2 separate regions of the Homo sapiens genome follow, and region 1 is linked to region 2. Evidence: chromatin loops called from intact Hi-C (ENCODE). Cell type or tissue: A673. All regions are shown on one strand. Each heading gives the region's core, and the rest is flanking DNA. Links, peaks and the distances in the headings are about the cores only. Region 1 overlaps SEMA4D (semaphorin 4D). Region 2 has its middle 170 kb from the start of LINC03062.

Region 1 (2,916 bases), core at 133-2,632, 400 kb after region 2:
GACTGTTAACCAGCCCCTCATTGAGGAGCATCCCCTTTGGTTGCACATTTTACTGTCACGTCATGGCAGGGTGGTCTTCCCACGTGTCGCTTTGCACGCCTGTAGCTGTGCACACATAGTTTGCTGCCCAAGAGTTGCCAGGGGATCAGAGTGTGCAGACATCTGGATAGTTCAGAATTGTACCCAGAAGTCCTTTACCCCACACCTTCCCAGCACTAACTAGCAGCAGACTTTTAAATTTCAGCTTGCTTTGTGGACAATAATGGGTATTTTATTTTAATTTACATTTGGTTTGTGGAGTTAAGCACCCTTGGAATTATTTTTGAAGGTAGGACAGTTTTATAAGAGGTGGAAAATTAAGAATACAAATAAAGTCCACTTAAAGCAAAACTTTTCTATATAATGTCTTTTATGTAATTTTGCCCTCCCTGCAAGCCAAGCTCTGGGGGACCGAAGCACCAGTTTTAGTGTCATATCAAAGGCGCTACCAGTGTAAATGGTGACCGACCTTTGGCATTCTGGAAGCATCTCTGCTGGCTGGGTTCTGTCCGGTGCTGAGCTCTGCTGGGTGCCAGCAGCCCCTGAATTGCCACTGTCTCAGTCAGCTCAGGCTGCTCAAACAAAATGTCATAGACTGGGTGACATAAAAACAGACATTTATTTATCCATTCCGGAGGCTGGGAAGTCGAAGATCAAGGCGCTGGCAGATTTGGTGTCTGGTGAAGGCCCTCCTCCTGGTTCATAGACAGCGTCTTCTCACATGGTTGAGGGGTGAGGGAGCTCTCTGGGACTCCTTTTATAGGGGCACTACTTCCATGAAGACTCTGCCCTCCTGACCCAGTCACCTCCCAAAGGCTCCCTCTCCAGAAACCATCACATTGGTGGTTAGGATTTCAACATCTGAATTTGGGGGTAATCCAGACATTCAGACCATAGTATCACCTTTGAAAGACATGACACCAGGCATCCCTTTAGGGCCGCAGGGTTAACACAGTCCTCCCTGAGGGGCTGGCCAGCCACTTCCCAGAACAACCCCACACTGTGCCTGGGAGCCAGTGTCCAGTAGGGAGACCGTTGGCCCCCTTAGAGATGGCAGCAGGTCAACATTAGGCCAGTGGAAGATGATTATTTTTGCTAGCACTAACCTGCTTGGGCCCAAGGATGCATGCACACACCACACACCCTCCAGAAAAGACAGTATTGTCTGTATCCAAGTCTGAAGAGTAGAGTGATGTCACACAAATGGCATGACAGTCTGCATCTCTACCATGCTGGCTGCTGCTTAGAGGGGTCCCCACCCTTCCTCTGAAGGGCCCTGTTCGTGCCGCCACTCTGCGTGCATCCTCATAGCGCTTGTCCTGCCGACATTGCTGATAGATGGATGCCTGTGTTCTTCACTCCCACCGCCCTCTGTCTCTCTCCCTGGGTTTCCCATTCTGTACATGCTGCACCCAGGGGTTTGGGAAGTGGGTGAGGGTTAGAGCATGTCTGAGATATCCTGGCTGTGGCTCGCTTGCCCCTGCAGGGATGTGGCTTGAGGGTGAAGTAGACTGGTCCTGGCAGCTGCCCTGCTGGGTGAGTCCGGCCCAACACAGGTCCAGGGCTAGGCATGTCCCTGCAGAGCTGGAGTGTTGGTCTCCAGGGATCCATTTTAATTCTAGGAAAACTGAAGTTGGAACAATAAACTGTTTATTATGCTTGTGACCTAGACAGCTCCTGAAACCCATTCCTGATTCCTGATGGGATAAGGCCATTTTATCCTCAGTTTGCAAGGCAGTGACATCAGCATCCTAACTGGAGGTGGGAGAGGGGTTTCTGGGGGCAGAGGACATCCCAGGGTGGGGATACTAGGTGGCCAGGTACTGGCAGGGCATGGTTGGTGAGGGCTGTGGTGTCTTCTGTTTCCCAGCACCTGGCTGCCTGCTTCCAGCTGGGAGGGAAGATGTGGTGAGTGCGTGTCCTCCACTGTCCTGGTTGTAGGGCCTGGAGAGACTCTAAGCTTTACCTGCCCCATCTGGGCAAACCCCTGAGATAAGAAATAAGCCAGAACACGCTCCCCCAGGCAGTAGTTTGCATGCAGTGAGGTCAGGGGTCCAGGTAATGACTGCCTATGTTAGATTGGCCAGTCCACAGCTGTCACCAGAGATCCCCTTTCAGTTTCCCTGGGATGCCAGCCAGGGCATTTTAATGCCAGTGTTGCATCCTGTTGCTGGCAGAAGCACTGACACCTTCCATGTGGTAGTGACTGGTGTCCCCTCTGTAATCTACCCTAGCTGCCAGACAGCTGATCCCAGGAAGGAGCCGAGACACGGGTGACTGGACAGTCCCCAGATGGCATTTTGGTTCATGGTTCCTGCCTTACAGGACACTTGCCAGCAGTCACTATTCACATCTAAGATGCAACACTAGATCAGAATGTATGTTCTGCAACAGAGTGACACATGCACAGATGCACATATACACACATGCACACACAGATGCGCACATACATGTCTGCGTACACATACACAGATGCGCACACAGATGCATGCACGTATGTGCACATATAGCTGTGCACACATACATGTATATGCATACACAGATACATATGTATGGATATATGTACACAGGCAGACATGCACAGGTGCACACATACATTATACACACACATACACAGATGCCCATGCATACACATATGTATACACATGCAGAGATCCAAGCAGATGCACATGCACTCACACAGGTGTACATATGTATGCACACAGACATACACATGCATGTGCAGACATGCAGACATACACATGTACACAACACACCTGTACAGATGTGTACAAATGTACAAACATGGATAGGTGCACATATCTATGCGGGTTCATGTGCACACATACAGAAATACAGATGCACATGCGTGCACATACACAGATGCATACACACAGA
Region 2 (2,916 bases), core at 159-2,658:
TGAGCCTGGGTGCAGGTGGGCATGGGGGCTGCGGTGCTGAGCCCAGCCTCCATTCCCCCCTACAGCTGGGCTCCTGGAGGTGGGGGCACCGTCCTCCCGCACAGCAGAGTCACAGGATGTGTGTTTGATTTCTACCCCCTGTTATCTGAAGGGTTTTATGTCTACTTTCTCTGTGGGTGTTTCTTCTCAGCATTAGAGACAAAAAGCAAAAGTAGCCACACCTCATGGCTGGAAAGAGACAGAGATTGTCAAGCCTGGCCCAGGGCTCCCCACCTGGGACTCCACAGGTTCCCCATCCCCGGCCCTCCTCCCCACCCCACCATCTCTTCTTCATTCTACCTTCTCCACCCCCATCCCCTCCTCCTCCCCACCCCAGCTCACCTCCCCTACCTCCCCCTCTCTTTGCTCCCAGCCCTCCTCCCTGGCCCCAATTCCCCTATCCCACCCTGCACCTGGAGAGGAAGGTGGCTCTGTGCCCACACCTCATACCTGGGGAGGGGATCCCTGGCTGTTGCCAGGCCAGCCTTGCCCGCACTCTGGAAAGGGGCAATCCAGCATGTTCTCTGCAGCTGCCTGGACATATCTGCTATCTGTGGTCCATTACCCTGGTGACAGGGCCACCCAGCTTCTGCAGTGACGGCCCCTGACTACCCTCCCACATGAAGCCCTCTTCCCCTGCCAGGGCTGCAGCTCCCTCGAAGCCTAGAACTGTCCATCCCCATGTCTGTACTTCCAGCCCCCAGACCTGAAACCAACCTTGAAGTTCCTCCCCTGCTCAGCTCCTCCTCACTGCTGGCCACCATCCCAGGGGCACCAGCCACTTTCTTGAGGCCAAACCCCTGTGCTGCCACCCCTAACTTCACCTTTTGCTGCTGAGAGGTGCCTCCCCAAAAAAAGGAATGGTCAGGCTCCAGGACAAATTTCCTGGAAGATGGACAAACAAGGGCTCTTTGAAATGTTTTAGGTGGCAGTCCATCCAGATGAAAAACAAACTCAATCTCCAAACTTCACTGAGCCCCTCTGATGAGGCCCAGTGCCAGAAGGGAGCAAAAGTGTGTTCAAGACCACACCTATGAAGTGCGGGGCAGCACCAGGCTCCGGATTCCTGCATCCAGACATCTCTGTTACTTTCTAACAAAGCAACAGGTCTCCATAGGATTCAAACTCAGGTCTGCAGCTACAGCAAGCAGGGAACCCCTCATTTGGCAGGAGATGCTCAATGTGACTGAATGGATGAACTTCCTTCTCTGGATCACCCAGGGATGGCCCCATGCATTTGTGGATTTAGCTTCCAGACTCCTGCTGTCCTGCCCTCATGCATGGCTGATGATTTGAGCTACTGATTAACACTTTTTAAAGTCAAATTTCTCGGCACATGTCAGGGTGGGAAATTCTATCTGTCCTCCATATGCCGGGCATCATTCCACAGCAGCTGGTTGGGAAGGAAAGCTTAATCTCTCGGAACCTGCATAATATCTTTATAAAGGTACAGCTGGGCGAATGTCATAAAAATGTTCAGTTGTGGGTGCTGGGATATCAGATGCCTTGCGTGCCTCTTCACTGCCAGGACACACTCCAGGAAAACCCCTGGTGTGCTTGAGGCCACATGACACACAGAGAATGCAGGCAGCAACGCTTTGCCTTGGAAAGCTGAAGCATTTTCTATCTTAATCCCGGAAAAAAAAATTAAAAAACAACTGCCTTGAGAATGTGATGGATACTGCCCCTACACCTGGGTGTTTAGCCGAGATTTATTTAGAGTTTAGGAAAAGTCACTTGAATGATGAGGGCTTTTGTTCATCCCTTCATTTCTCTGAGTGACTATGGAACTCATATATCTGTGTTTTCCCACTAGGGTTGTCTATCCCTGCCATTTGTTTTTTCTTTGTTATTTCTACAGAGGCAGGGCTGACTCTTGCCTTAAACACTTTTGACGAATATCCCTGGAGCTAAAACCAGGGGCGCAAAAGCCACACCCAGGAACCAAGCTCCTGCTGCCTGCTTGGGTAACCATCAAGTTCATTTTGCTCCCTGAATTCCTGCCATGCACTGGGTTCATGCATTGTTCTTTGCAAACATATGAGATGGGGTTATGCTCAGGCACATGGGCAATCAGCACCCACTAGATATGACAGGTGAATCTATTATCTGCTCCGCATAACACATTCCCCAACACTCATAGCTTAAAACAATAGTCTTTTATCACCTCTCACAGTTCCTATGGGTCAGGAATTGGGACAGGGAGTGGCAGGATGGCCTGTCTTTGCTCCATGGTATCTGGTCCCTCCACTGGGGGACTCAAAGCAGAGACAGGAACCATCTGAAGGATGTTTCCTTGTAGATCTGGTGGCCCATGCTTGTTGTCAGTTTTTGGCTGGAATGCCCACATGTGGCCTCTCCTTGTGCCCTGGGCTTCCTCAGAAGATAGCAGCTGGGTTTTAAGAGCAAGTGTCTTAAGAGTGAGAGAGACAAGAGACCAAAGCAGAAACTAATGACTTTGATGATCTGGTTACAAAAGGCACACACCACCACCTCTGCCATATTGTATTGATTCAAACAATGACAAAGGCCTGCCTAGGTCCAAAAAAAGGGAACACAGCACCCCGCACCCAGTGGAGGATGGGCTTTAGATAGGTATGATCATCTTTGGAAAATACAGTCTACCACAATGGCAGACAAGCAGAGCCGGCTGTCCAATCGATCTCCTGCAATCAACACTATGCAGCTGCAGTGTCCGTCACCCTTGCTTAATGTCTCTCCAAAGCCCAATTCTATGTCAAGACAGTCTCTGTGATTCTATTCAGTAAAGACTGCTTCACCTGAGACCTCTCTTGAGATTGCTTTTTTGTGCTTCTCTAAGATTAATATCCGGAATTTAAAAAAAGGAAGAAAAATAGCCAGTGCCTTCAATATCCC

The links. A loop is a pair of places that touch in the nucleus more often than their neighbours do. Peaks named below come from ENCODE experiments on the same cell type or tissue, not always from the same donor. Only the 100,000 strongest peaks of a DNase experiment are listed, where the experiment ranks them.
Region 1: it touches region 2 in a loop (4-fold over the local background); 1 of 110 quality-filtered maps calls a loop at or near these places.

What each region holds. Positions count from the first base shown.
Region 1 is chr9:89,413,453-89,416,368 of GRCh38, reverse strand. All of the region lies in intron 2 of SEMA4D (semaphorin 4D), which reads left to right. Among named protein-coding and RNA genes, the nearest start is that of SEMA4D, 83 kb to the left of the region's middle. RefSeq lists an enhancer at 2,661-2,916. In A673, for the core only: no CTCF peak of the experiment used is centred there; no DNase peak of the experiment used is centred there.
Region 2 is chr9:89,809,220-89,812,135 of GRCh38, reverse strand. No RefSeq gene overlaps it. Among named protein-coding and RNA genes, the nearest start is that of LINC03062, 170 kb to the right of the region's middle. In A673, for the core only: no CTCF peak of the experiment used is centred there; a DNase peak (open chromatin) is centred at 1,565.